Regions from separate parts of the Mus musculus genome. Here regions 2, 3 and 4 are each linked to region 1. A link is a loop called in an ENCODE intact Hi-C map of the cell type or tissue named here. Cell type or tissue: heart. All regions are shown on one strand. Each heading gives the region's core, and the rest is flanking DNA. Links, peaks and the distances in the headings are about the cores only.

Evidence for each region. A loop is a pair of places that touch in the nucleus more often than their neighbours do. Peaks named below come from ENCODE experiments on the same cell type or tissue, not always from the same donor. Only the 100,000 strongest peaks of a DNase experiment are listed, where the experiment ranks them.
Region 2: it touches region 1 in a loop (4-fold over the local background); 10 of 42 quality-filtered maps call a loop at or near these places.
Region 3: it touches region 1 in a loop (2.8-fold over the local background); 2 of 42 quality-filtered maps call a loop at or near these places.
Region 4: a loop joins it to region 1, with 3 times the contacts of the local background. A loop is called at or near these places in 22 of 42 quality-filtered maps.

What each region holds. Positions count from the first base shown.
Region 1 is chr17:35,826,712-35,834,053 of GRCm38, reverse strand. It overlaps Flot1 (flotillin 1), which reads right to left. Exons shown (of 13, transcript NM_008027.2): 9 at 4,030-4,211; 10 at 3,890-3,935; 11 at 3,263-3,400; 12 at 2,947-3,111; 13 at 1,267-1,547. The coding sequence ends at 1,515. Tubb5 (tubulin, beta 5 class I) reads left to right here. Exons shown (of 4, transcript NM_011655.5): 4 at 1-134. Among named protein-coding and RNA genes, the nearest start is that of Flot1, 7.0 kb to the right of the region's middle. In heart, for the core only: CTCF peaks have their summits at 4,152 (motif pointing left) and 5,877 (motif pointing left); a DNase peak (open chromatin) is centred at 4,123; H3K4me3 peaks cover 749 bases; H3K27ac peaks cover 429 bases.
Region 2 is chr17:35,991,257-35,998,598 of GRCm38, reverse strand. A930015D03Rik (RIKEN cDNA A930015D03 gene) reads right to left here and starts at 4,095. Exons shown (of 2, transcript NR_015618.2): 1 at 4,039-4,095. In heart, for the core only: a CTCF peak has its summit at 1,423 (motif pointing left); DNase peaks (open chromatin) are centred at 1,388, 4,148 and 4,758; H3K4me3 peaks cover 2,069 bases; H3K27ac peaks cover 1,059 bases.
Region 3 is chr17:36,038,441-36,045,782 of GRCm38, reverse strand. It overlaps H2-T22 (histocompatibility 2, T region locus 22), which reads left to right and starts at 3,041. Exons shown (of 9, transcript NM_010397.5): 1 at 3,041-3,441; 2 at 3,655-3,915; 3 at 4,098-4,334; 4 at 5,030-5,305; 5 at 5,454-5,558; 6 at 6,409-6,441; 7 at 6,560-6,606; 8 at 6,729-6,798; 9 at 7,007-7,342. The coding sequence starts at 3,357. The coding sequence ends at 7,032. Gm6034 (predicted gene 6034) reads right to left here and starts at 2,822. Exons shown (of 3, transcript NM_001034909.3): 1 at 2,566-2,822. The coding sequence starts at 2,653. In heart, for the core only: a CTCF peak has its summit at 3,466; DNase peaks (open chromatin) are centred at 2,972, 3,542 and 4,962; H3K4me3 peaks cover 1,311 bases; H3K27ac peaks cover 341 bases.
Region 4 is chr17:35,905,822-35,912,998 of GRCm38, reverse strand. It overlaps Atat1 (alpha tubulin acetyltransferase 1), which reads left to right and starts at 2,931. Exons shown (of 13, transcript NM_001142744.1): 1 at 2,931-3,070; 2 at 3,508-3,568; 3 at 3,649-3,740; 4 at 3,851-3,911; 5 at 4,033-4,146; 6 at 4,335-4,436. The coding sequence starts at 2,964. It overlaps Mrps18b (mitochondrial ribosomal protein S18B), which reads left to right. Exons shown (of 7, transcript NM_025878.2): 5 at 595-661; 6 at 1,521-1,580; 7 at 2,043-2,619. The coding sequence ends at 2,332. It overlaps Gm16279 (predicted gene 16279), which reads right to left and starts at 3,264. Exons shown (of 2, transcript NR_167681.1): 1 at 2,906-3,264; 2 at 2,479-2,796. In heart, for the core only: a CTCF peak has its summit at 5,181 (motif pointing right); a DNase peak (open chromatin) is centred at 2,928; H3K4me3 peaks cover 1,582 bases; H3K27ac peaks cover 1,337 bases.

The DNA of each region.
Region 1 (7,342 bases), core at 1,060-6,059:
CCCCATGCTCCTCCTGCCCTTGGCTTGGTCATTTCCTACCTTTCTATTTCGTGTTGTACCTGCTTTTTTTTTTTTTTTCATATTGAAAAGTTGACATCGCCCCAGAGCCAAAAATAAATGGGAATTGGAAAAAGGCTGTGAGGCTGTGTGCTCATTCAGGGGTAGTTAAAGCTGCTGGTGGAGGAACCGGTCCCAGGTTGAATTATACTGTTCCCAAGTGTCTTAGTCAGGATTTTACCTATTACTGCACAAGCATCATGACCAAGATGCAGCTGGGGAGGAAAGGGTTTATTCAGCTTACATTTCCACACTGCTGTTCATCACCAAAGAAAGTCAGGACTGGAACTCAAGCATGGCAGGAAGCCAATGGAGCGATGTTTCTTACTGGCTTGCTTCCCCTGGCCTACTCAGCCTGCTCTCTAACAGATCCCAATACTACCAGCCCAGTGATGGTCCCACCCACAAGGGGCCCTTACCCCCTTGATCACTAATTGAGGAAATGTCTTACAGTTGGCATTTTCGCAACGGAAGCTCCTTTCTCTGATAACTCCAGCCTGTGTCAAGTTGACACAAAACTAGCCAGTACACCAAGGTTGTCCCTAATTAGGTGAGACTCCTACCCCTGCCTTTCTAATAGCTGAGATAGTACATGTGGCATGCCTAGCAGTTTCAGGGCTGGGGACCACTGAGTGACATCCCCAGCTCTCTAGGTATTTCGATTGGACAAACCTCTAATGCCAGCTTTCAATCGAAGATTGTGGGTCCAAAGCTGCCCACAATCTTGAAAATAGCACCTGACACCCCATCAGCAACCCTCCCAACACATTCCACATCCCTCTGGGGTTAACCTGTGACCTGTAGTCACACCATTCTAAGTTTGAGACTCAGGCTGGCTTTGAGTTCCTTGTTAACACTAGCTGAAGCTACCTAGTAGAGGTATTAGGTATAAAATGCTGGGATTTAATATGTAGAGCAGGGTGTCTGAGGGGTGCGTGTGGATACTACACCATTTCCTATAACACAGACTGGCATCTCACTGGTACTGTGAGCCCAGGGAGGGCTGTACTTAAGGACTTCACTGCAGGAGTCTGCACAGCCAACTTCTAGGGAAGATGGAGTCAGGTTTTTGCTACCCAGGCTGGCCTGGAACTTGTTCTGCTTCCAGCCTGCTGCAAACTGGTATTTTAGCTGTGTCAATACCTGATTTATTTAACAAGATCTTTAGGGGTATCTTTTGGTCTGAGTGAGGAAAGAAGTATAGATAACCAGGCTCAAACAGTCTAGTTTAATCAGGAAGTTAAATAGTTGGGATGGGCTGAAGATAATCAATCTTGGTGCAGGGCACTGGCAATGGGCTAAGAAGGGCAAACCCTCCAAGGCAAGGCACGGACTATTTGGCAAGGAGAGGTGTGCACCCCTGTCGGGGGCCATGCTAAGGGAGGCCAGGTGAGGTGCATGCGATGAGACCACTCCCCAATGAGACCGCTCAGGCCACACAGTCCAGGACTGAGGGCTCACGCTGTCCTTAAAGGCTTGTTGTGATTTACCTAGAGGAAAGAAAAGATGTGACAGCGTGGGAATCCAGCATCTGCTCTCTGTAGCATCCATTTGGAAGGATGGGTTCTGGACATTGAAAAAGCTGAGGGGAGGCGCATCTCTTGAGTCTGGTCTACATAGCAAGTTCTAGGTATCCATGTAGTCACAGGGACCCATCACTGAAGAGGTGATAGGTACTAGAGCTTTGCTTGCATACTCCTTAGCTCAAAGCCTAGAGCAGGCTTCAAGGATATTCCAACAAACCCAGCTTGATGAAGACTGCTTTAATACACATGTGGTTTTGTTTTTTAAGACGGGGTCTTGAGGGATAGTTGATAAAACACTCAGGAGGCAGAGGCAGGTGGAGCTGAGTTTGAAGCCAGTTTGTTTTACAGAGTGAGATCTAGGCAGCCAGGGTCACTCAAAGAGAAAGCCGGTCTCAAAAAACCAAAAAGATGGTCTCACTATATTGCCCCAGATGGCCTCAAACTCAGAGATCAGTGTTTGTCTGCCTCCCGAGTGCTGAGATTCAAGCTTTATACACTGAGCTGCATGGTTTGTGTGTGTGTGTGTGTGTTTTTTATCCAACACTGCCTTAAGTACTCTGCAAACAATTTCCCAACACCCCAGCAAGGAGGGCAGTTTGTACTGTTAAGCTAATTTTGTGTTGTTTTGTTTTTTGGAGACAGGGTTTCTCTATGTAGTCTTGACTGACCTGGAACTTGTTCCTTGGCCAGGCTGACCTCAAACTCAAGAGACCCTCCTGTCTCTGTCTCCTGAGTGCTGGGAGCCCACCATGGCCAGCTCTTTAAGACAATCTTGCCGGGCAGTGGTGGCGCACGCCTTTAATCCCAGCACTTGGGAGGCAGAGGCAGGCAGATTTCTGAGTTCGAGGCCAGCCTGGTCTACAGAGTGAGTTCCAGGACAGCCAGGTACAGAAAAACCCTGTCTTGAAAAACCAAAAACCAAAACCAAAAAAAAAAAAGAAGACAATCTTAAGACGAGGAAACGGGCACAGATTGGCAACCTGTCACAGGTGATTTTACTTATCTTTGCCACAGCTGGGTAAACTCCAGGGAAGAAATGATATGGCAGGAAATGACTGGTGCTCTGCTTCCCAGTCATGGGGACTGCATCATTTAGTCATGTTGGAGGGAGTCCTTTTGTGTGTGCGCGTGCACTTGTGTGTGAAAGGTGAAGGTTAATTTGGCTGTCATTTCCCAAGCACTGTACGTTTTCAGGATCTCTCACTGGCCTGGAACTAGCCAAGCAGGGACCTGACATAGGTTCTGGGAATTGAGTCACTGTCTGTGACTTCCTGGGCTCCCGGATGCCCATTAAGCACCCAACCTACTGTGTCACACAATTTGGGTACGCAGTAACAACACACACTCTGCATTGCCCCCTCACCTGGGAGATGCTGACGCCTGTGAGCCTCTCCACACTCTCCGGCAGGCGGCTCAAGATGTCCAGTACTTCCCCAGTAACTTTGGCTGCCCCCATGGTTCCGCTTCCACTAGACACCAGCGTGATCTTATTGGCTGAGGTCAGGGGACCACTGATCTCTTCTGCCACCTGGTAGGCAGAGATAGCTATGACTACCACCCATCAGATTCACCCCACAACTGACCATAATTCCTCGCTACGGTCCTGCCTTATATTTGGCACCCTTGAGGACCCCCCCCCCCAGTCACCCCTCCTCTCAGAGTCCCACCCGATTGCAGACCTGGGGCAGTTTCTCCAGCAGCATGTCCAGCTGGGCGGCCTCCTGGTACATCTGGAAGGCTTCTGCCTTCTTGGCCATTTGCTCAGCCTCAGCACGAGCGCGGGCACCTATAGCAAAGGCCTCAGCTTCCCCTCGCATCTGTAGAGGGCACAGGGCATTCAAGACTGATGGCAACTCATTAAGGATACCAAATTCTGAGGCCAATGAGATTCAGAGGGTAAAGGTGCTTGCCAGTAAGGCCAACAACCTTACTTAAAAGAGTAAGGTCAGAAGATCTGACCTCCACATTGGCAAGGGGCACCACCTTGCCCCCCCCCATTGGAGGGGGAGGAGGGAGAGAGGGGGGGAGGAGGGAGAGAGGGGGGGAGGAGGAGGAGGAGGAGGAGGAGGAGAGCAGCAGCAACAATAACAGGGTTCCATTGTGAGTGCCTTGAATCCCAGTACTTGGGAAGCAGAGGTAGGTGGGTCTCCCTGAGTTTGAAGCCATCTTGTTTACACAGTGAGTTCCAGGTCAGCCAGGGTGACACAGTAATAGTCTTGCCTCAGAAATCCAAAAACAAGCAATAGAGAATAAGAAACCCTAACAAGCCCTTCCCTGTGTCCATCAGGAGCCATACCCCAACTCACCCGCACAGACTCAGCTTCGGCTTCTGCCTGCATGATCAGCTGGGCCCTGGGGACAGATGGGAAGCAGTTCACAGTCAGGGCGCCTTTTCTGACTATGAGCGTCAAGGGGCCGAGAGGGGGCTCAGGAAGGGGACTGTTACTTCTCTGCTTCCGCCAGGCGCTCCAGCCTGTAGCGCTCAGCCTCTGCTGGCTTGCGCACGCGAGCCTCCAACTCCTTCTCGCGCCGGGCGATCTCCTGCTCCTGCACTGCCACCTGCTGGGCGCGCTCAACCACCTGCACCTGCACCCGCTGCTCCTCGATCTGCTGCTTCGTCTTGGCCACCTAGGGAGCAAAGGGTACTTGAGTCATGGCTGGGGAGCGGGTGGCCTGAGTCAGAGAGAAAAGCCAGCGCCACCAGTGGGATACACAACGTGGAAGAGACCCAGGAAGCATTCTTCTGGTCAGCTCAGCCTACTCGGTAGTGGGATCCATTTCAGGCACAGAATCAAGCCAGGGCCTGGGAACCGCCTTGTGACTTCTTAGAGCAGCTAGGCTAAGGACTTAGCGTCAGAATGGATGAGGCTGGTACTTGCCCTCCCTGGGTAAGTCGCTACAGTATGAGGGTCCCGAGGGCACTGAGCCCTTTGTGGTCATAATCTACCTCCGCAGTCCTGTTCACATGTCTCCATTTGTCTTTGCTGCCAGTCTTAAGAGTAAGCCACCGGCTGGGTGTGGTGGCACAGGCCTTTAATCCCAGCACTTGGGAGGCAGAGGCAGGCGGATTTCTGAGTTTGAGGCCAGCCTGGTCTACAAAGTGAGTTCCTGGACAGCCGGGCTATAAAGAGAAACTCTGTCTCAAAAAACAAACAAACAAAAAAACAAACAAGAGTAAGCCACCATCAACGCCAGCCTGGGCAGCTCAACGGTCAAGTACTGCCTTTCACACCCTGCCAGCAGATATCTTTTAAAAAAATCTTTTGCACACAAAATAGGAACAAAATAAACTCAAAAGGAAAGGAGACATGTAGAAAGTGGCTTCCTCCCACCTCTTGCCTCAAACCTCATGGTTCCCTTTCTAGAAGCAACTGCTATAACCAGCTTCCAGAGATCATGTGTGTTCAAATTTCTTTTTTCTTCACCAAACAGGGTTTCACTATGTAGCTCTGGCTATCCTGAAAATCAACTATAGGCCAGGCTAGTTTCAAACTACTGCCTCCCTAGTGCAGAGATTAAAGGCATGAGCCACCAACCATCTCTCAATATTTGCTTGTTTGTTTATGCATGCATGCATTTTATGTACATGGGGTGCTTTGCATGTGCATCTACATACTAGAAGAGGACATTCCATCTCATGGGACTATGGTTATGCTATGTGAGCCACCGTGTGGTTGCTGGGAATTGAACCCAGGACCTCTGGAAGAGTAGCTGTGCTGAGTCATCTCTCCAGCCTTTTTTTTTTTTTAAGGTAGGGAGTTGTCACTCTGTAGAAAGGCTACCTTAAAAGTATAGAATAGCCAGGTGGTAGTGGCGCATGTTTTTCATCCCAGTACTTGGGAGGCAGAGGCAGGCAGATTTCGGAGTTCGAGGCCAGCCTGGTCTACAGAGTGAGTTCCAGGACAGCCAGGGCTATACAGAGAAAACCTGTCTCGAAAAAGCAAAAAAAAAAAAAAAAAAAAAAAAGGATAGAATCTGAGCTGGCTTCAAACTTGATGTGAGCTTGGACTAAGATGGCTTGGGGAATAAAGGCATCTGTCTCCAAGCCTGACTACCTGAGTTTGATCCTGGGGGAACCTCATGGTAGGAAAGAGCTGGCTCTTGCAGCAAGTTGTCTCTGACCTGAACATACATAAATTTAATTAAATTAAACATAATTGTGGCTGGAGAGAAAGCTCAGCAGTTAAGAGCACTGGCTGCTCTTGCAGAGGTCCTGAGTTCAAGTCCCAGCACCTGCCTGGCACCTTACAACCATTTCTAACTCCAGTTCCAGGGGATCTGATGCCCTCTTCTGACCTCTACAGGCACCAAGCAAGAACACACGCACACGGTGGACACATAAACATGTAGGCAAAACACTCATCCCATAAACACGTAACATAAAAATAAATCTTTTTTGTTTGTTTTTTTTCAAGACAGGGTTTCTCTGTTTAACCTTGGCTGTCCTGGAATAGCTCTGTAGACCAGGCTGGCCTCCAGCTCATAGAAATTCACCTGCCTCTGCCTCTCAAGCGCTGGGATTAAAGGTGTGTGCCACCACACTGAACACCTTTAACCCTGGCACTGGGAGGCAGAGGCAGGAGGATCTCTGAGTTCAAGGAACAGTGTAATCTATACTTTTATCAGCTAATCAATATATAATTTTGTTTAAGTGTTTCTGTTTAAAGATACCTTTTAAGCTAGGCATTGTAATCCCAGCAGTAAAAAGAGTGAAATGGGAGGACTGCTACATGTACATGTTTTAGTCTAGCCTGGGCTACTATGTAAAGCACTTCATAGCCTCCAGTGCTAAGGGACTCCACAAAGCACGTTAGTACTATCTGAATTCTTTTAGTGAGTGTGTGTGTGTGTGTGTGTGTGTGTGTGTGTGTGTGTGTGTGAGTGTGTTGTACCCTCAGACCTGAGAGATGATACCCTTTGAAACCATCTGCAGCCTGAGTGCAGACACAAGGACCCTGTCTCAAATAAGCAAGCAGTGTATGGTGGTGCACAACTTTAATCCTAGCACTAAAGGGCAGGTGGATGGATCTCTGTGTTTAAAGTCAGCATGGTCTACATAGTGAGTTCCAGACCAAACAGGGCTACATTGTGAGACCCTATCTCAAAGAACAGAAGAAAACAAAAACAACTGACCGACAAAATAATTAAAGAAATTTTATATTAAAGCACACAGAACTGATGCATTAGTGTGGAGCAGAAGCCAACTGCATTTTAACGCGTGCCTGATCAGAGGTAACCTTACAACACACACTTTCTCCATAAACACTTCACAGCCTCCAGTGCTAAGGGACTCCACAAAGCACATTAGTACTATCTGAATCGTTTTAGCGAAAGTGTGTGTGTGAGTGTGTGAGTGTGTGTGTGTGTGTGTTGTACCCTCAGACCTGAGAGACGATACCCATCGAAACCGCCTGCAGCCTGAGTGCAGACACAAGGCAGGGCTTCCGTGTCTGAGCTTATCTGGAGGGTGCATCAGCCAACTAGAATTCTTCAGCCTTCTCGTGTCCAGCACACACGGCAAATGCTGCAGGCACTGACCTGTGCTTCACCCATAAATCCTGGTCAAATGTGCAATGCATGAATGACAGGGCCCAGCTATACCTTCTTGTCATGGAAAGGGCCACCCAAGGCTCACTTTCTGTCATTCAAGGCTGTCTCCTTCCTCAGCCTCTCTTTTGATCACCGAAGTTTTGGGGCACCCTATGCACAAGGGAAGAGGTTTTTCCTCTTCTGAACAGGTGCAGACCCAGAATACAGCT
Region 2 (7,342 bases), core at 1,063-6,062, 160 kb before region 1:
TCCTTATAAAAGAAAGAAAGAAAGAAAGAAAGAAAGAAGGAAAGAAAAAGAAAGAAAGAAAACAAACTTACTGGGTGCTTGCTTTCCGTTTCAGAGGGTTAGTCCATTACCATCCCAAGAGGAAGCATGCCAAACAGACAGGCATGGCGCTAGAAAAGTAGCTGAGAGCTTTAAATCATGATCCACAGGCAGAGGAAAGACAGACAGACAGACAGACAGAGGCAGACTGGGTCTGGCAAGGACTTTCAAAATCTTAAAAGCCACCCTAGGGACACACCTCCTCCAACAAGGCCACACCCCTAGTCCTTCACAACACTCCACCAACTGGGAACCAAGCATCCAAATTGAGGAACTAAACCTTAAGTGAGTAAGTTACATGTCACAAAGTAGCCATCACTTTTCTCAGTACTGAAACAAAATACCTCAAAAAAGAAAAGAAAGAAAAAGAAAAGAAAAAACAAAACACTTAAAGAAGTATCTTTTTTTGGCTCACCCTTTGAAAGATACACTCACTTTACCATGGCTGGGAAGGCAAGGTTGCTGGTCACACTGCACCCACAATCGAGAAGCAGAGAGTGGGGAGTGCTCCTAGTAGCCGGTCCCTTTTTATTCAGCCCGCACCCCAAGCCCACAGGAGCTGGCTAACCCAACAAACCTGACTGGCCTGGAAGCCCCACCCACCAACCCCCATCACCACGCCTCTGCCTCCCTAGTGAGAGGATTGCGAGCTGCCACCAGGCTGATTTTCACTCGGGTGCAAGGGATTTGAAATCAGAGCCTCGTGCTTGTACAGATAGCGCTTTTGCTGACTGAGCGATCTCTCCGGCCTCAAATTTGCTAATCTCTGTGATATAAAAAATGCAAAGTGAGCTGGGCAGCGGGGCACATCTTTGATCTTGGCACGGGGCTGGGGGAGGGGCGGAGGGGTCGGTTTTTTTGGAGCTCGAAAGAGGCTTAGTCTACAGAGTGAGTTCCAGGATAGTCAAGGTTATACAATAGACAAAAAAATCAAAACCAACCCCTGCAAAGTGACATCACTGAGCATGATTTAAGGTGAGATAATATAGACAAAGTCTCCCGCTAGCATAGAGAAGAGCAAAGTGTGGCAGGATAACCAAGCAACAGGTTTTGAGTATTTACTGTTGTGGCAGACATAACCATTTAAGACAGGAGAAAAAATGTTTGTCAATCCTTGTGAAGATGAATTCAAAGAAAGAATGCAAAGTAATCAAGCTACAATTGTGAAAGATGGTTGCTCCTCGTTAGAATTCTGGCCAGATTCATGCTTCACTCTTGGCAGGTGAGTAAGACGAAGCCTGCCTGCCCTGTCTTCGTGACTGGCTGGGCCAGGGTCACCTAGCCTTCCTGCCAATATGCAACCTCCTGTCAGATGCTGCCCTCTAGTGACCTTTTGGGGAACTGATCGTAGAATCTCCATCTTCTCGGTCTTTCTAGACAGCCGCCTAGAACTGTCAGCCTAAACCACAGACAAGGCCTGCTTGCATCCCCTAGTGGTGCAAAACGGTGCAACACGTATCGGGGATCCCATCACTCGATCCAGCAGCAGCTTGGTCGCTCTCCAGCCACAGAACACATAAGGGTACTGGGAAGAGGTGATGGGGAGGGGAGGAGAGGAGAATGAGAGCAGAACCCTGCTACTCTTTTTTTTTTTTTTTTTTTTTGGTTTTTCGAGACAGGGTTTCTCTGTATAGCCCTGGCTGTCCTGGAACTCACTTTGTAGACCAGGCTGGCCTCGAACTCAGAGATCCACCTGCCTCTGCCTCCCGAGTGCTGGGATTAAAGGCGTGCGCCACCACGCCCGGCCCTGCTACTCTTTAGTGTAGCAATCTCCTTCCAAAACGCCCCGTTCTACTCTGAAAAATCCTTTCATCTACATTCATTATTGGCCTAGAAGCAATGAGAGCTGATGGAGGTAGGTCCAGAAGAAGACAGCCACTCGTTATGAAGCAAGATGCTATTAAACAGTTGATGTGTCTAGGAAGGTGTTTCCTGAGAAAGGAGGGGGGAGGGGAAGGGGGCCGGGGGCAGTAGCAGACTCAGGATCTCCACTAGTATCCTTAGCATATTTAATGGGCACTGCCAGACCACCACTACTATACTGAGAAGCCAGGGCTAGCTAGCTCTCAGCTCAGAAGCCATAAAAGGTATAAGAGGCTTTCTGTCTGCCCTTTGCATTGGGTACCTGTCAGAAGCAGTTAGTTAGGACATACCAAACTCTCTGTAATCACACTAACCAAGGACCCCAGCACGTGATTTGTCTCTCAAGGCCTTACACTTCTCCGTCAATTCTTAGCCACCTCTGTTAATAGTCTTGTTATTAACAAGATAGTCAATAACAACCACTCAGTAGGCCTCTGAGACCTTAGCACAAGTGACTCCATGATGGAAGTGCCATTCAGGATGTAAAACTCAGCACCAAGACAGTATCCCCCGGACAAAATGAAAACAAAGACTTAATCCATCAAAGTCTGTAGTTCTGGGGAAATGTCTAAATGTACTAACATTGCTGTCTGCTTCTGGATAACTGTTCTTGTTAACTCAAGTATGTCAACCCAGAACATGGTTTTTGGTGTTTAAAAGTTCACTCGGGGGGGGGGGGTATGGGGGACCTTTGGGATAGCATTGAAAATGTAAACGAGGAAAATACCTAATAAAAAAAAAACAATAAAAAAAAAGTTCACTCAGAGAAAGACTCGGGGACACTGGGAGCCTGGACACTCAGTGTCACCCCCAGCCAGCTACTAAAGACTTTCTAGTGGCTTAAACCCATGTCTGAGCAATCTTCTCGGGCGGATAATACCATCTGTATTTTCCCTGCTGTGTACGGACATGCTATGAACTACCAGCACCAAATTTCAACTCAGCAAGAATGTGATCTGGGCTAGCAACTTTCATTAAACAATGTTTCCTGTGACCACCCAGGATCCAATGTATGAATATTTTTGCCTGCATGCAGCCACCAGTGCTGGACACTGAACCTGGGTCCTCTGGAAGAGCAGCCGGTGCTCTTACCTGCTGAGCCCTCTCTCCAGCCCTGCTTATTAGACTTCTAACACATCAAGAACTTCATTTCAACCAGACATGGTGGCGAATGCCTTTAATCCTAGCGTTCAATAGGCAAAGGCAGACAGAGTCCAGGCCAGACCCTACTACATAGCAAGACCGCCCCCCCCCCAGTCCCCCCCCCTCCAAAAAAAAAAAAAACCAATATCGAGTTCTCTGAGTAACTGGCTTAATCTCTTCCATGGCTCATTCATCCTGACCTCACAGAAATCCACCTCCTGAATGCTGGCATTAAAGGAGTGAGACACCGTGCCTACCACCATTCCCTTTATAAGGTGTGAAGAGTGGAGACCAGAGGACAACTGTATCTTTCCTAACACAGCCTCCATTTTTTTTTCCTCTAAGACTCACTACTTAGGCTACTGCGGTTCACCGAGTAGTCCCGAGTAGTCCCGGGGATCGGCCTGTCTTCCTCCCAGCTGGGTTTTCATAACAAGCCACCACGCTCACATTTTTAAAGCGATTTCCGATGATCAACCTCGGAGGTCCTGTGCTACAAAGCAAGCTCTTTACCGATTAAGCAACCTCCGCGGCCCTAAACAATGTGTTTTAACACACCACGTTATATATTTCAAACGTGTGCAATTTTTGTCACTTACACCTAAATAAATAAAGCTGGGGAAATTAAAATCTAATGAGGGCCGGGCATGGTGGTGCAGGTCTTTATTTCCAGCACTCCGTAGGCCTAGGCAGATAGATCTGGGTTCGAGGCCAGCCTAGTCAACAGATCGAGCTCCAGGAAAGTCAGGGCTACACAGAGAAAACCTGTCCTGAAATGAATGAATAAATCTACTAAGTAAGCTTAGTTGAGCCGAGAAAATTAAAATGAAAAATACTATAGTAGGCGCTTCAAGTTGCGAAGGCTTGACGATTGTACGCTTTTCTAGATTTGATAACCGACATTTCTGACCAAAACAAACAAACAGCGACTTTAAAAGGTTTTCGTGGGCTTACCGTTTGAGGAAGAGACATGGCGAAACCGGTCTGCGACGCCGGACTAGACGCAAAGCCAAGCCCACGGGCGAAACACATCCGTCTTCTTCACCCGTTGGGTGGGACTTCCGCTATCAAGGCTCCACCTTCTTAAAGGTTCCCCAAAAACCGCTAGCAGCTGGGGACCGACCGTTCAAACACTTGAACCTATGGGGGACCATTTCACCCAAAGAATGGACTGTCAGATGGTATTAGAAATTATCTCGAGCTGGCCGTGGTGGCACACACCTTTAATCCTAACACTCGGCACTAGGCAGGCAGGTTGGTGTCTGAGTTCGAGGCCAGCCTGGTCTACAGAGTGAATTCCAAGACAGCCAGGGCTACACAGAGAAACCCTGTCTCAAAAAATAAAACCAAATAAATAAATAAATAAATAAATAAATAAATAAATAAATAAATAAATAAATAAATAAATAAATGACTTTTTCCAACCATTGAAATCTGCTACGAGTAGAAGAACGAAGCTAAACGGTTTCAAAACAGCAGCAACGCAATAGCTCTAAGATAATTTTTATTTGTGGTATGAGATAAGGTCTTGTTATTTAGCCCAGGATAGCCTATCTGTTCACAGCAATCCTCTTGTCTCAGCCTGAAAAGCTGGGGTTAAAGGGGTGCACCACAGCCCAGCTCCATCGAACGTCGCGCGACGTCAGGGTTTCCTCTGCGCAGCCATGACGCATCTTGACCAGCAGGTGGCACTGCGGAGTCGCAGGTGCGGTGGACCGACCCTTTACCCAAGGCTGTGGGGATCTTGAGTTCCAAGTGTTTTTCCTGCTGTTGCAGCTACTCATTACTTACTACCTACTGATACATAATATTTCAACATAAAGATGAGCTGTAGCCGCACAGCTATCTGAACGTCACCACCAGTTATAGGCTGTTGTGAGCTGCTGGGTGTGAATGCTAGAAACCCTGGAAGAGAATCAAGTGCTCCTAAATTGCTGAGCCTTCTCTCCACCCCATAGCCAAATTACTTGACAATTACATCCTTATTCCAATGCCTGCACCTCTATCCGCTATATGGGGCCTTCAAGCTCATCTCTTCAATGGGTCCACTGCACCACAATGTTCAATGCCACCCTGACCCTGCCCACCCCCCACCCCCAACCCAATTACCTTCAACCTCCATCGTCTTCCTCTGGGCCTTCTCTCCTCCCTCCCCTTTACATTCCTGGTTTTCTCTAACTGGCTTACTCCTCTTCCCAGACAAGAAGTAAGACGCCTGCAAATTCTCCTCTCTTCCTACACAGGTTCTCAGCTTACACTACACTCTGAAGATGACCTATTCCTCTCCTCCCACCTCTATGCTGATGGTGCCCAATGTCTCCAGCCAGCATCTCTTCCCCAAGCTGTGCTTGCATATACTGTCTGCATATATTGTCTCTGGAGATCGCCCATAACAAACATGCCAAACTAGAGCCATGCTACACTCTGTTCCCTTACTCTACAACTCCATCACCAACACACACACACACACACACACACACACACACACACACACACACGAGAGAGAGAGAGAGAGAGAGAGAGAGAGAGAAGCAATCCAACAGCCTGTCCATCTATCAAACAGTCAAACAGTCTTTCCCCCACTGTTTCTGGTTCATTTTCCTTCTAGGATGGCTATAAAACCCTCTGGTCACTTTCCCCTTCCAAATAAATGTCCAAGTTGCAAACACAGTGGTCTACAGCCAATTATTTCCCTGCCTTTTAGTCCTAGGGTTAAATTTTTATTATTTTTTTTTTCCAACAGGGTCTCATGGTGGAGCTCTGGCTGGACTGAAACTCAGAGATCTGCCTGTGCCTTCCAAGCTCTGGAATTAAAGGTGTGCCCCACCACACCCAGCTCTATGGGTTTTCTGTTTTGTTTCCAGACAGGATTTCTGTTTAACAGCCCTGGCTGTTCTGAAACTCACTCTGTAAGATAAGGCTGGCCTCAAATTCACAGAGATTCAACTGCCTTTGCCTCCCGAGTGCTGGAATTAAAGGTGTGTCCCACCATGCCTACCTTCACGGATTCGTTCTTTAAAATGGGGACTGAAGAGCTGGCTCAATGGTTAAGAGCTGAGTTCAATTCCCAGCAACCGCGTGGTGGCTCACAACCATCTGTAATGGGACCTGATGCCCTCTTCTGCTGTCTCTAAAGACAGCTACAGTGTACTCATATAAACAAACTAAATAAATATTACTAACGTGGCCGGAGACCTCTACAACCTCTCCTAACTCCTTGCACTCGTTGCCCCAGAACGCGTCTTTACACCACCAATGCACACACTGCGTTCCCTCTCACTTCCACCTACCTTTTGTATGTTCTCCTCTTTCTTCGGTGCCCAGGGTTACTGTCCATGGTACACCGTTTCTCTCCACCCTCCTGTATGGTAGAAACAGCCCCTCAGCTAGAACACACTTCCTGGACCCGCATCTGTGGAACCCCTCTAGCCCAGTGTTTAGTTTGGCCTGCGCGAACCTCTCTGCTCCTCTAGGCTGTTGAGTCAGACTCGAGGAGACTGGCTTCCCCGTCAGGGTTCCCATAGCACCAGAAACAGCTGTTCTTTCTCAGCCTTGCACAACCTCGCGAAGATCCAGCGTCCAGAGCTGTGAAGATGGCTTACAGGCCTGAGTTGGGACCACCAGCACTTAAAAAGCCAGCTGTTTGTTCACCTTAGCGCTTGGGAGATAAGTGGTAGGAAGATTCCTGGAGCTCATTGGCCAGACATTTTAGCCAATCAATGAGCTCCAATCCAAAGAGCAGAGATGGAGGGCACAGTGTCCAGCCATGTCAACACTTCCTGAGCAGGACCCCGGGGATCTTTTGTCACTCTTCTCCCAGCATTTAGCACACTTAAAAAAAAAGTATTACTTTCATCACTCAACAAACCATGCGCTCCACAAGGGCTATTTTTTGTTGTTGTTTTTGTTTTTCGAGACAGGGTTTCTCTGTATAGCCCTGGCTGTCCTGGAACTCACTCTGTAGACCAGGCTGGCCTCGAACTCAGAAATCTGCCTGCCTCTGCCTCCCAAGTGCTGGGATTAAAGGCGTGCGCCACCACGCCCGGCTTCCACAAGGGCTGTTTATCCTTCTTACCCCTTAGCAGTGATATCCTTCTTACCCCTTAGCAGTGATTGACAGGTACTAATAACTCAGAGACTGTTCAGTGGGTAAGTGAGTCCTGGGGGGTTCACTCTAGCTACATGTGAATAAGTTGTGCTAGCAGTGGTGGCTCTTCTATGGTCTGCTGGAGTTAAGACACTGTATTGAAAAAGAATA
Region 3 (7,342 bases), core at 1,282-6,281, 210 kb before region 1:
GAATGTGACTCAGCAAGAATTGTATCAATCATACACATTTACAGCTCCTATGAAGTAACACAAGAGTGTGTAACTATCCCGAGCAGGGCAGTTTTGCAAATTTTGTGTGATGCTTGCCAAAACAATAAAAAATAAACGGGTTAAATTTTAAAAAGAACTTTATTTTAAAGATCTTTCAAGAAATTCTGACCGGTGTCTTCCTTTGTTTTCCCAAGTTTTCGTATTATTTGATTAAAGATAAAATAGAGAAGAATTTGATTAAAGATAAAATAGAGAAGATAGAGCAAACGTTCTTCTGACTTACAGGATGTTGGGTAACACTGGATTTTGGTGTAGGTTTTAACAGAGACAGCTATTTATTTCCTCGCAGAGGTAAAATTAATTCCTCCTGTGGAGAGGGGGTGTTCAGGACCTGCTCACTCTACTCCTGAAGGAGGGAGGCTGGTGGGTGAGCTGTGGTCTGGGATTGCATACTGAGCATACCGTACAGATTTCATTCTCTCTCTGTCACTATCCTGTTCTTTCTCCTTCCTCCTCCTTCCTCCTCCTCCTCTTCTTCATCTTCTTCTCCTCCTTCCTCCTCCTTCCTCCTCCTCCTCTTCTTCTTCATCTTCTCCTCCCTCCTCCTCCTCCTCTTCTTCCTCTCTCTCTCTCTCTCTCTCTCTCTCTCTCTCTCTCTCTAAAGACTGGCTCCAGAGAAGTCAGCTGCTCTGTCAAGAAAAATCTCAAGAGAGACCTAGGGCACAGAGGACTCCTGGGGACAACCAGCAGGAACCTGAGTCCTTTCCAGCTGCCATAAGAGGAAGCCATATCTCATGTGACCCCAGCTCTAGTAAAGCCTTGAGAAAACACAGCAAGAAGAAAAACACAACTATGACCTGGGAGAGCTCCTGAGCCAGGCTCACCAAACTCTTGATGTCCCACACTGTGAGAAGTATCAGTGGTTGGAGTCTCCAGATACTGTACTTGGCTTTTTGCTACATAGTAGCAATAACTGAGAAATGCAAATCTCCCACAATCATCCCGTGGAGTTCTAGGACTCTGAAATCCAGAGCTTTCAAAGATGGGGAATTATCCTAACTAGCCTTTCAACCTGCCCTAAGATATCATAAGGGAGTATTCTTGTCACCTTATTTTAAGAATTAAAATTCTCACAGCTAAATAGGGTGTTAACCCCTAACTGGGATTCCTATTATCCTAACAAAGGGGACTCTAGACATTGTTTTCTCTCAGCATCCATTATCTATTACAGCAGTGATTCTGAACCTGTGGGTCCAGCAACCCTTCCACAATGGTCACCAAACTTAGTTGGAAATCATGGATATTTACATGATTCACAACATCAGCAACATTACAGCTATAATGTAGCAACAAAAAATAACATTATGGTTGGGCTCACCACAATGTGAGGAACTTTGTTAAAGGGTCTCAGCTTCAGGAAGGTTGAGAACCTCTGCCAGAGTCCTGGCTCTTCTCAGTATCTCTAACCCCCACCCCCTACCCTTTGAACCTCTCCAGACCCTAAGCTTCACCCCTTTCCATCCCTCATCTTCTCAACTTTCAGCCCAGCTGCCAGCCAACAGCTCCCTTGGCTAGATGCTCTTGGCCACTTTGTTTCTTCTCCCTGTCCTGGTTCTCTCTCTCTCTCTCTCTCTCTCTCTCTCTCTCTCTCTCTCTCTCTCTCTCTCTCTCTCTCTCTCTCTCTCCCTCTCTCTCTCTCTCTCTCTCTCTCTCCTCCGACTGCCTTCCCCCATCTCCCTCTCATGGCCAGGTCTATTCTGCTGGCTGTGTTCAGTCTGAGCTCTTCCTTTTCCTTCACCACGACTAGAACTGTGAAATGGCTGTACCATTTTCATTCACTACCACCCTCACTCTAGCTCAATTAGATTTTCATGACCCCTGACAACCATTTCCCACACAAAGAAGAATGAGGCAGTGCTGGGCTCCTTCTCCCCAGCCCTCCCCCAATAACCACCCTGACTATTAACCTTCACAAGGTCAGTCCATCAAATGCTAGTTCAGTGAAGGGACTCTGCAAAAGTCATTAGGGCTCCGAACCAGCTGACTTTACTCTGAGGGACTGTCCTGATCAGGGCAAATATTAAAAGGACTGCGTTCTGTGCCCAGACCCACAGTGTGATGACTCTACACAGGAGATTTCCTCCAATGGCCTTCATAAAGCCACCCAAAGAACCCAAAGTCCATGGAGAGTAACCAACATTCCTGCTCTGCTCCATCCAGCAAGGACAGGGGACCTTGCCCAGAAACTGAGAAATGGAATCCTGCCACATGTTCCCTGTGAGCTTTGAGAACTCTGCTTCAGAGATGAGTCCCAACCTTGTGCAAAACTCCATAATGCGAGCTAGTCAACTTGGCAGGTTCATTGAGAAAATATAACTCACTGGTCCTTGGCAGTGCATGTCTTTAATGCCAGCACTCGGGGGTGAGAAACAGGTGGATCTCCTGAGTTTGAGGCAAGCCTGGCCTAAAAAGGAAAGTCCTGAAGGGAGACAGACAGACAGACAGACAGACAGACAGACAGACAGACAGGAGAAGGGATCTCACCTAGGTCTCCAGTGAATTCTACCAAAAAGCTGGCTATTGCCAACATGGGCCCTGGGATGTTTCCTTCTGGAGGAGTCCTGTGTCCCATGAGAGGGCCTGAGATCAGTGTGCAGTCTCCCCTGGATTCCACAGACAGCCTCTGAACAGGTCTCGGGAAGACGGAGTGAAGGAACAGCTCTTTCAGCGCTTTCTGGGCACTTTGGGAGTCTGTGCAAATCCCTGGCAGGCAAGGACTCTCAGGACCTCAAGAGGAAAGTAGCTGGGAGAGTCCCTAATTGGCTTAGTTTCACTTTCGAATCCCCAACTTCTCTTGAGTTTTTCTGCCTAGATATTGATGACTTGGCACTAGTTCTCACTTTCTGTAGGGCAATTTCTCCTAATTATTTGATTGGCTAATAACGACGACAAGAAGCCAATCGCTGGGCTAAGATGAAAAGGCAAGAAAGGAAGTCATGACGTGGGAGAAAGGAACGCCTTTTACCGCCCTGCTCTCTCTGCGACCCTCCTCTCCCCAGGCAGGGTTGAGAGCAAGAAGGTGCAGGATGTAGGCCTGCAGAATTGTCAGACCCAGTGGCGGCTTTTGCCACTGGAAGAATTTCCAACATAAAACAGAGGATCAGTTTGGGACAATCGATTCTGCGACCAGAGGTAGTGTCATTTGGTTACTTTTAAAATTCAGATTTTCTGGTGTTTTCCAATCACTCGCGACTGTAATTTGAAGTTGGGTTCTGAGATAATACAATCGCTGTCGCTCTAGTTTATAAAGCTGTCCAAGATCTGCCCAGTCCCAGATGTCCTGGGTCCTCAGGGCCGCTGTGGTCTGCGCCCTTCTCCTGCAGCTGGATGCCAGACCATCCTGGACTCGGATCCCTTTGGGTGAGTGAGACCGGGGAGGGAAACTGTCTCTACTGGGAAGGCTAGGGATAGCACCACCCAGTCTCTGCACCACCCAGCAAGATCCTCCAGCCCCCCTTTTTCAGCTGTCCCGAGCTTGGCGCCCTGCTCCCTTCCCGGCCCGCACTCCCGCTCGAGATCGAGATGGGGATCGAGGAGGAGGAGGTCGGGGTCTCATCGCGCTCCTCCTCCCAGGTTCACACTCGCTTAGGTATTTCTACACCGCTGTGTCCCGGCCTGGCCTTGGGGAGCCCTGGTTCATAATCGTCGGCTATGTGGACGACATGCAGGTCCTGCGCTTCAGCAGCAAGGAGGAGACTCCGAGGATGGCACCCTGGCTGGAGCAGGAGGAAGCAGATAACTGGGAGCAGCAGACTCGTATAGTCACAATTCAAGGACAGCTGTCTGAAAGGAATCTGATGACCCTGGTTCATTTTTACAACAAGAGCATGGACGGTGAGTGATCCGAACCCATCCCAAGGATGTACCAGGGTTGTCCATATTCACTAGACCAGAGTTTCACCCAACACATGCCCAGTTCCTCAAAAACCAAGAGTCTGCAGGGATTTACTTGGAGTTGGTCTGTGTTCTACTCGTGTTGCTGCGACAGGACTGACCACCAACTATGTCCTTCCTAGACTCTCACACACTACAGTGGCTGCAAGGCTGCGATGTGGAGCCAGATCGGCACCTGTGTCTCTGGTACAACCAGCTCGCCTATGATAGCGAGGATCTCCCCACCCTGAACGAAAACCCAAGTTCCTGTACAGTGGGAAACAGCACTGTACCTCACATCTCTCAGGACCTGAAGAGCCACTGCTCAGATCTGCTGCAGAAATACCTGGAAAAAGGGAAGGAGAGGCTGCTGCGTTCAGGTGCCCAGGGGAGCCAAACCATGTCTGTTTCCTTTAGGCTACTTGCTGGGAGTTTGGAGAGCTGGAGGTGCTGGGTGGGAAGAGAGGACTTGGAGTACAGCTCACAGTTGAGCACTCCCCAGCAAGCACAACTTCTGGTTTAGATCCTTAGCATTCGCAAAAGAGGAGAGGGAGGCAGGTGAATGGGAAGGACTTTTCTCACTCCTCCCCAAGTCCAGAGAGGCAAGAGGCTCTTGTGTTCCAGATCTGTGACAAAACAATGACTTCTTCACAGGACAACCCCTCTCTTACTAGCAAGAAATTCATTTTGGAGACCAATCTTTTAGTAACTGATCAACAAATTCTTGACTTGAGCAATGATCCTAGGCCAATTGGGAGCTATTTCTCAGAACTTGTTCTGTGCCCCAGACTTCAGTGTCTCTGGAGTCAGACTCCAGCTTTTCTCAGTCTCTTGGCCCTCACCCAGCTGAGGACCAGAAGCCCTTCCCATGAGTCTGCAGAGACCTGGAGCCTCCTGTCCATGTTGTCCTGCTCACATCCTAAGGCATCCCTAAGAGCAGATCCTCCCAGGAGCAGGTGCTCTAGCTGGTGTCTAGATGATGGACACCATAATCCCACCCCAGGATGGTCACATGAACACTGCTGAGTCCCCAGAAGAAAGCACGATGCCTCATCCTTTCAACTCTCTCCCTCAGACCCTCCAAAGGCACATGTGACCCGTCACCCCAGACCTGAAGGTGATGTCACCCTGAGGTGTTGGGCCCTGGGCTTCTACCCTGCTGACATCACCCTGACCTGGCAGTTGAATGGGGAGGAGCTGACCCAGGACATGGAGCTTGTGGAGACCAGGCCTGCAGGGGATGGAACCTTCCAGAAGTGGGCAGCTGTGGTGGTGCCTCTTGGGAAAGAGCAGAGTTACACATGCCATGTGTACCATGAGGGGCTGCCTGAGCCCCTCATCCTGAGATGGGGTAAGGAGGGTGTGGGTGCAGAGCTGGGTTCAGGGAAAGCTGGAGCCTTCTGTAGACCCTGAGCTGGTCAGGGCTGAGAGATGAATGGTCTTCACCTTCTCTTCCCCTCTCCTGCCCTTCCCTCCCTTCACTTCCCTTTGCTTCCCAGAGCCTGCATGGTACCAAAAGCCTTGGATTTGGATTGTTGCCATGGTTTTCATTTTGTTCATCATTTGTCTCTGTGTGGTTTGCATATGCATGAAGAAGAATGCAGGTAGGGGAGAAATGTGTTCTGGGTTTCCTTGTCCCATTGAGGGTTTGAAGCCTTAGGTAGAGGCATACCCTACTTAGGTAACAGGATGTAGCATCCACAGTCCTCTTAGCCTGGAGCCTTTTTGTTTAACCTTAAGTGAAGGGGACTAAACAGCAGTTTCTTCTTGAGAATGGTTCTGGTGCCTGGGACCTCATGACCAGCTGTCACAGGCAAAGGTCTCACTGGGGACAAAACTCCAAGGAGGTCCTACATCACCTCAGTCCTAGAAATTTCCCTTGGGGGGGGGGGGGCTGGAGAGATGGCTCAACAGTTAAGAGCACTGACTGCTCTGCCAGAGGTCCTGAGTTCAATTCCCAGGAACCACATGGTGGCTCACAACCATCTGTAATGGGATCTGATGCCCTCTTCTGCTGTAGCTGAAGACAGCTACAGTGTACTCATAAATAAGTAAATAATATTTAAACAAAAAGAGAGAGAGAGAGAGAAAGAAAGAAAGAAAGAAAGAAAGAAAGAAAGAAAGAAAGAAAGAAAGAAAGAAAAAGAAAACTTAATTTCCCTTGGGCCCAGAACTAAGGGGTTTTGCTAGACCAGTGGTTCTCAAACTGTGGGCCGAGAGTCCTTTGGGGGTTGTCCTCTGGCATCCGACATATGAGATACTTACATTACAATTTGTAACAGAAGCAAAATTATAGTTATGAAGTAGTAACAAAATAATGTTATAGGTGGGGGTCATGACAACATGAGAATACTCTATTAGAGGCCACAGCATTAGGAAGGAAGAGAACCACTGGTCTAGGCCCTTATGACTCCCTACTCCCATGCCACCCATATGTGGTTTTTCTTTCCTCAGGTGGGAGAGGAAGGCGTGACACCCAAGAAGCAGGTGAGTGTGGTGAGGAGTGATCTCTGAGACCCTTGGAGCCCATGGGAGCCCACCGCAGTTCCTCCTTTAGCCTCTAGTCTTCTGAAGTCTGACTGGATCCTGTTTTGGTCTTTCCTAGGCAGAGACAGTCCCCAAGACTCTAGCAAGACTGTTGTGGATGATGAGGTAAAACATGGGGTGGCACAGAGGACTCGTGATGGGCAGGTAGAGAGATCTGAGTGAGAAGCGAGCTATTTGGAACATCACGGGTTACAGTAACTGCCCTGAACCTGTTCTTACTCCTATAGGAGATGGGGGTTTGCTTTTGGAAGATTAAGTCCTGTAAAACTTGTCTAGGCCACTCCCCAGGAACTTCAGGTTTGTTTACCATGTCACCCCGAAAGAGGTATCAGCCTGTCTTCCCCACCCCACCCCCAACTCTGTCGGTGTTGTCTCCCAGAAGGCTTCACTTAGCCTCCTCACCCTCCAGAGAACACTCCCAGCTGTTCCCCCTCACCCACCGCCTCTGTGGGATCACCTGCAACAGTTACTGAAGAATGCAATCTTTCCTTTTATATCCCATCAGTTGGCGAGTCTTTACTGTCACCTTGACTGGATTTAGGATCATCTGGGAGATGCCCCTTTGAGTGGCTGGGCTGTGAGGACAGCAGGCCAGTTCTTGCCACCCTGGACAGAAACACATCTCACCTTTCTGGCTCAAGGATCTGAACACCTGTCTCTTGCCTACTCGGCTTCTAGTCAGGCATTTTGTCACCTTGTCAAGGGTCCCAGGGACACAAAGCTCCCTCCTCTCACCCACAGCACTCTGGGTCCTACCCTCAGTGCTTCAGGGACATTTAATCAGGTCAAATTGGGATCAATGGCTTTGATGCAGAAAAGAACTGTGGACTAATAGAGATAG
Region 4 (7,177 bases), core at 2,178-7,177, 78 kb before region 1:
TTTTGGGGTAATTTCTGGACCTTGATGGCCATCCCTAATTTTTGCTCAAAGGTGGACCATTAGGAGCATGGCTTCTCCAAAACTGGCAGATTATAGGATGTGTGCATGAAATGAATTGGTGAGCGAGACAGAGAGCAGGAAGGAGCCCCTGTGAGGGTTTTGTTTTGTTTTTTGGGGGGCTTTTTTGGCTCTTTGTCTTTTGAGACAAGGTCTCTCTGTAAAGCCCTTGCTGTGCTGGAATTCACTCCACTCAAAAGCACAGACCCACTTGCCTCTGCCTCCCTCGCACTGCTGTGCGCCACCACTCCCTAGCTCTTCGTCTTTGCTTTGCTGGGCTTTTCTTTTTCCGGGAGGGTGGGGGTAGCACTTGCTGGCCTTGATCTCAAAGATAGTCTTCTGCCTCCTGTGTGTTGGGATTACACCTAACAAGATGTAGCCAAGGCTGGCCCTAACCTCCATTCTTCTGTGTTCCTTTTTCATCAAGTTCTGATGGGTTGTGCTACCACAAAGGGCTGTGTTGGTGTAAGGGGGACACACTTAGCCTACAGAGGTCTTGACCAGTCCCTCACACATTTGTTTATCTCTCTCCTGCAGAATGTGAAGCTCTTGGAACAGTTTGTCTGTGCACACACGGGTATCATCTTTCACGCCCCATACACAGGTTAGCTTGGCCCTCCTGTTATGACTTCTATAGTTTTTCCGTGGAGCTCCTTATTATGGGGTTGGGAGGTAGACATTCCTTTGATAGCTCCTATAAATAATAGCACACAGAAGTTTTTGTTTAATGAGAACCATCATTACGATAAAACAGTTAAATGTAGACAAAAGACTAAAGTTTTAGAGCCTCCCTGTAGGAGTGAGGGCTGTCTAAATGTACTTTAAAAGGTAAAGCGTGCCTTAAACTGTGAGTTTGGGGTCAGCCTGGTCTACATAGTGAGTTCCAAGACAGCCAGGGCTACATAGACTCCGGCTCAACCTTTTTTTTTTTTTTTAAAGGTGAACAGCTTGCTTCCTTGTAAAGTTTTCCACCTATCAGTCTATAAATTTGTGTGTATGTGTGTGTGACAGGGTTTCTCTGTACAGCCCTGGCTGTCCTGGAACTCACTCTGTAGACCAGGCTGGCCTCGAACTCAGAAATCCGCCTGCCTCTGCCTCCTGAGTGCTGGGATTAAAGGCGTGTGCCACCATGCCCGGCGATATGTCCCTTTTGTCAGAGTTTTTTTGTTGTCAGCCTACAGAGTGGAGCTGGGAATAATTGCTACTCTGTCACATTCCCTAATTTGAAATCACTTCTTATAAGATCTTTTTCTGTGGATTTTCCAAGTCAGCCTTAACCACATTTGTCATTGAGTCATCTTCTGGCCCATCTGTAGGCTCTGTCATTCCATGACATCTCTGTAGTGGCTGGACATCCAGGCAGATACAGGTCAGGGCCCTGGGGCATTAAATGGTCAGCTGTCTCTGTGTAGAAGACTTGCTGCTGTGTGGGACGCTGTCCAGGTTGACGTTTCTCTCCGTAGGGGTCTGTATGAAGCAGCACAAGAAGCTGACCCAGGCCATCCAGAAAGCCAGGGAGTGTGGTAAGTGAGAGCAAGGGGCAAGGGTTTCTGAGGTGCTTACGTGCTCCCATGTCTATGAGAAAGTACTCAGCAGACTCCTAGTTTTTCCACGTTGGGTGAGTTGCTGGACTCGGAAGTAACAGCTGTAGGTTCCAGGCTACTAAGAGTACATATTGAGATGATCTTTCAGGAAACACAAGGAAGGAACATTCCTTCTTCAGACTACTCTGTCTCCTGAATCTTGACAGTCTTGTGTTTCTTGGTTCTGACCTGGCTTATACAGCACCTTTGCACGGATGAGTGAGGAGGGAGAGCCCATGCAGTGCCCTGCCTGTTCTCTGTCTCCTTGGCAGGGTGTGCTGTGTATGCGCTGCTGGAATGTGCTTGGTGGTTATGACTGGTCCCTCGACTTGTAGTGCCTTTTTCTTGTCTTGAGTCTGACCTGCCCTTCCTCATCCACCATTATTTCCTTTAACCCCGTAGGTCTTCTCAGTTACTACGTCCCCCAGGTTGAGCCCCGGGATGCTGACTTTGGTACTGTGCATGGAGCTGTCAGTGTGACTCCACCAGCCCCCACACTGTTGTCAGGTGAACCTTGGTACCCATGGTACAGCTGGCAACAGCCACCAGAGAGAGAGCTGTCTCGCCTTCGCCGACTCTATCAAGGAAATCTCCTAGAAGAAAGTGGCCCGCCACCTGAGTCGATGCCAGAGATGCCCACTACACCACCAGCAGAATCCTCCATTGAGCAGCCAGGCTCCCAGAGTGCTTAGAACTTGTGACCTGGGGAAGTCAGACCAAGGGAGTACTGTCTAGGGCTACGTGGTATCCTGTGTCCTGCAAAGGGTTCTGTTTTGTGACAGTGGCAGACCCTATAGGGAACTGGCTGGCATGAAGAGAACAAAGCACATTTGACGTTGAGGGGGACTAGATGTTTATGGGTAACTGGTGAGGACTTACATATAAACTGGAGACTCTTGTGTATGCCCTTGATGGTGTGTCCCTGATTTAAACCTCCTGGCTCAGCTTTTATACAATAAAGCTGTGTCTCTTCACCCGTTCTTGACTCCCTTTGGGCTGTCTGTTCAAAACGTGGGTGTGAAGTCTATGAGGTGGGGTGGGAGTGTGGTCTACCCGCAACTCCAAGGGGTGTGAGACTGGTTCTTCTGAAGGTTCCCTCAGCTGTTCACTGGGAGGGCAGGATACTTGGTTGCCCTGGCATCTCAGGGGCACAGACCTACAAAAGGAGAACTGTTGCTAGAGAAAAATGGGGTTTCCCAGGCACTGTGAAACCATGGTGGGGGCGGGGCGAGCCCTCGGGGCGGGTCCTAGAGATAAAGACTTACCGGCCCTCTTAGCGGAAGTGACGTTGTGTGGGGCGTGTCTGGTCCCGCACAATGGGCCATGGAGTTCCCGTTCGATGTGGATGCGCTGTTCCCGGAGCGGATCACCGTGCTGGACCAGCACCTGCGGCCTCCGGCCCGCCGACCCGGAACCACAACGCCGGCCCGGTGACATTTCAAACCCGACCCATGGCCCTTCTGTCCCGGTTCCTCTCCAAACCTGATCCAGGAACCACGCCCCCTTCTCACTGACTACTGGCCATTTCTCCTGCGGTCTTACTTGTGTTTTGGTGACCTTTGACCCTGGATCTAGCCGGGTTAATAGACCTACATCTGTAACCTTTCACCATCTGGCCTAATGTGGCCTCAACAAGAGGCTATAGTTGACCCGCCCTTCCTACCGCGTCACAGTAACCTTAACACGGGAGCTGTGAAACCAAAGCTTGGGATCTGGAGGGGTGAGGTGAGGTGGGAGGTGAGGAAGAGTTCCAAGCAAAGTCAGAGACCCTGTGGAGGAGCCTGGGTGGGAGCCAAGCAGGCTGCCAGGAATGACTTACACGATGCTGTAACCTAGCGAGTGTCTGACCGGGCCCCTCTCTCTGTAGTGTGGATCTGCAGCAGCAAATCATGACTATTGTAGATGAGCTGGGCAAGGCTTCTGCCAAGGTACGGGGCGCCTCTAGGAGGAGGAAAGGGAGATGGGTGGCAGATAAGGAGCCAAACAAAGTAGATCTTCATCTCTGCAGGCGCAGCACCTCCCTGCACCCATCACCAGCGCTTTGAGGATGCAAAGCAACCGGCACGTTATTTACATACTGAAGGACACCTCAGCCCGACCGTGAGTCTTACTGTCATTATTCCCTGTGAATCAAACTCTTCTTACCTCCCTTTTACAATCTCTCCCAGACAGTTGCTCCTGCCTGGTTCATTATTTCCCCCATCCCACAGGGCAGGGAAAGGAGCCATTATTGGTTTCCTCAAAGTTGGATACAAGAAGCTCTTTGTACTGGTGAGTGTCACTGCAAACTAGCCATTTGTAAGCACTGGTGTCAGAGAAGAAATGGGGGCGGGGTGGGAGACAATGAAGAAGATGCATGGCTCCTAATGAGTATGTGTTCTTGACCTCTTAGGATGACCGGGAGGCTCACAATGAGGTAGAACCCCTTTGCATTCTGGACTTTTACATCCACGAGTCGGTGCAACGGCATGGCCACGGGCGAGAACTTTTTCAGCATATGTTACAGGTACCCAACAACCTTTACCGATTAGTCAGAATAGATCTAAAAGGCTCTTCACCCCGAAGCTCTAGGAGGCCCTGCTCCATGGCCCACAGTTGGTCCCCTTTTCTCTGTATTCCCTTACCAGGCTCCCAGTATCCTGCTAGCATGCTCCTCCTACAACCCCTGCCCCCAAGTTTTCCGTTTTCCTGCAGAAAGAGCGAGTGGAGCCCCACCAACTGGCCATTGACCGACCATCGCCGAAGCTGCTCAAGTTCCTGAATAAGCACTACAACCTGGAGACCACAGTCCCACAGGTTAGAGGCTCTGCACCAACCCTGGAGACGCCTGGCTAAGTTCTACCTCGGGTTGTTTCCATGTTGTTTTAGACTTACCTCATTTTCGTGTGTTTGAATGCTTTGCTCACATGTATATACATGCACCATGTTCATGCCTGTACACACAAGTTAGAAGGGGGTGTCAGAACGTGGGAACTGGAGTTACAGATGTTTATGAGCCACCATGTGGGGGCTGGGGGATTTGAATCTTAGTCCTCAAGAGCAACCAAGCGCTCTAAGCTTCTGAGCCACCTCTCCAGTCCCTATTTTTGTTTTTTCAAATAAGGTCTCAGTGGGTCACCCTGGCTGTGCCGTACTCACCTTGTATACCAGGTTGGCCTTGAACACACAGATCCATCTATTTCTCGCTCCAGAGTGCTAGGATTGAAGGGATGCTCCACCACCTCAGCTATACTTTTTATGAGGACTTTATGCCTGAGCTCTGTATTGACAGCACTCCTATCCCTCTTTCTCCCCCTCCAGCCCCTCCCGTGTCCCCCTCTCCCACTATTGTCTCTCATTATTGTTGCATGTACATGTGCACAGGTATATAGATAGGCTAAATGCATATATAAAACCCTCTGAGTCCCTCTAGTTTTGTTTATATGCACCCATCTCCAGGGCTCCACCGTGGGTTTTGTTGTTGTTTTGGTTTTTGGTTTTGGGTTTTTTTTTTTTAAAGATTTATTTTATATATGAGTACTCTATCTGCATGTACACCTGCATGCCAGAAGAGGGCATCAAATCACATCATATAGATAGCTAATGAGTCACCATGTGGTTGCTGGGAATTGAACTCGGGACCTCTGGAAAAACAGTGCTCTTAGCCACTGAGCCATCTCTCCAGCCTGCATTGTGGGTTTTTAAAACTGGATCTCACTAAATATCTCAGGCTGGCCTTGAACTCACAGTGACACTCCTTCTCTACCTCCTGAGTAATGGGGTCACAGGTATGCCTTGATGCCCAGCTGTTCTGTGTTTGAAAGACGCTTGCTATATACACACCAAACCTCACTCTCCTCAAATGGATGATCCTCCTGCCTCAGCTTGCCAAGAGCTAGGATTAAGTCATGATGTCCAGTGTGATTTATTTTTGCAACTAAATCTTTTTTCTCCTTACTCATTACATATTCTAGAAGCATTCATCCTGTCTTTTGGGGAGCTTTGCTTGCTTGTTTGCTTGCTTGCTTGCTTGCTTGCAGGCTTTTTGAGGCACAGTCTCCCTCTGGAGCTCTAGCTATCCTGAAACTCACTATATAGATCAGCTAGCTTCAGACTCTTGAGAGATCCGCCTGCCTTTGCTCAGAGTGCTGGGACTAAAGGCAAGCACCACAAAGGTCACCCTGCCTCTACCTCCAGAGTTCATCACCACACCTGGACATTGGCTGTTTACTAGACCTTATTTTATCCCCAAACACAACAGCTTGTTTCTACCTTGTTCTCCCACAAGTCCATTACATTAGTCATCATTTATGGAAGATCCAGAATAATAGACATTCCAGGCCTCAGGAAGCTTGGTTTATCATGGGACAGTGATTCTGTGAGTTTAGAAACACATTACTAATGCGTTCAACAACTGTTTATTGTGTATCTGACACTGTTGTGGGCACTAGGAATACTTTACACAACCAAACAAAAGAATCCAAATGTGGAACCAGACAAACAACTTATTCTAGGGCCAGGCAAGGGTGGTGCATGCCTTTGACTCCAGCACTGGGAAGGCAGAGCTCTGTGAGTTCATGGCCAGCCCGGTCTAAATATTGTTTTCTGGGGCTTCTAGGACCCCCTGGAGAGGCCCTGTCTCAAACAAACAAACAAAAAACCAAAAGGCATGCTTTACTGTTGATAAGTGTTCTGAGAAAATGAAACCAGTGCTGGTGAGGGAGGGGCTTACAGGTGCGAGCGAGTCAGATATTGGCAGAGCTCTCAACAGAGCTCTCAACTGAGAGGATAGCTCATTTGTGCGAGAGCATGAAGGAAGTGTGTGGAGGCACAGTGTCCCAGAGGAGTGATGGCCAGTATAAAAGGCTGTGCAGTGAGAATATGCCCACAGCAGTGTGACCGAAGGAAAGTAGTAGGTGAGAGCTAAAGCCAAAGGAAGGGAGCACACGGGTAGGGCCACACAGGTCACCTGTCTCCTTCACTTTGCTTGCTGTGCCAAACAAACAAGCCATAGAGGGAGCCAGGGTGGAAGTTCAGAAGACGGATAGGAAAGCAGAAATTCCTGATGAAAGGGAGTCAGGGACAGACCCAGGGGCAGCAGTAGAGGTAGGAAACGGTGGCATCTGAGGGTAAAACAAACATAATTTCCTTATGGAATAGATGTGGGAAAAATAGAGTTATGATTGGACCCAAAACAATAGGAATAGGAAGGGTGACATTGCATGATATAGGTAGATTGGCTTTCGGGAAAACATTTAGGAGTCTTTTTTTTTTTTTCTTTTAGATTTTATTTATTTATTTTATGTATATGAGTGCAGGTAGTTGTGAGCCATCATGTGGTGGCTGGGATTTGAACTCAGGACCTTCAAAAGAGCAGTCAGTGCTCTTAACTGTTAAGAAATCTCTCCAACCCCAGGAGTCTTGTTTTGACTGGTTTGGAAGTACAGGCTAGCTTTGAACTTACAAGAAATCTTCGTACCTCAGCCTCTTTAATCCTAAGGTTATTAGGAGTGAATCACTATGCCCAGTGTTGGAGTTGATTTTTAAAGTAGTCAGGA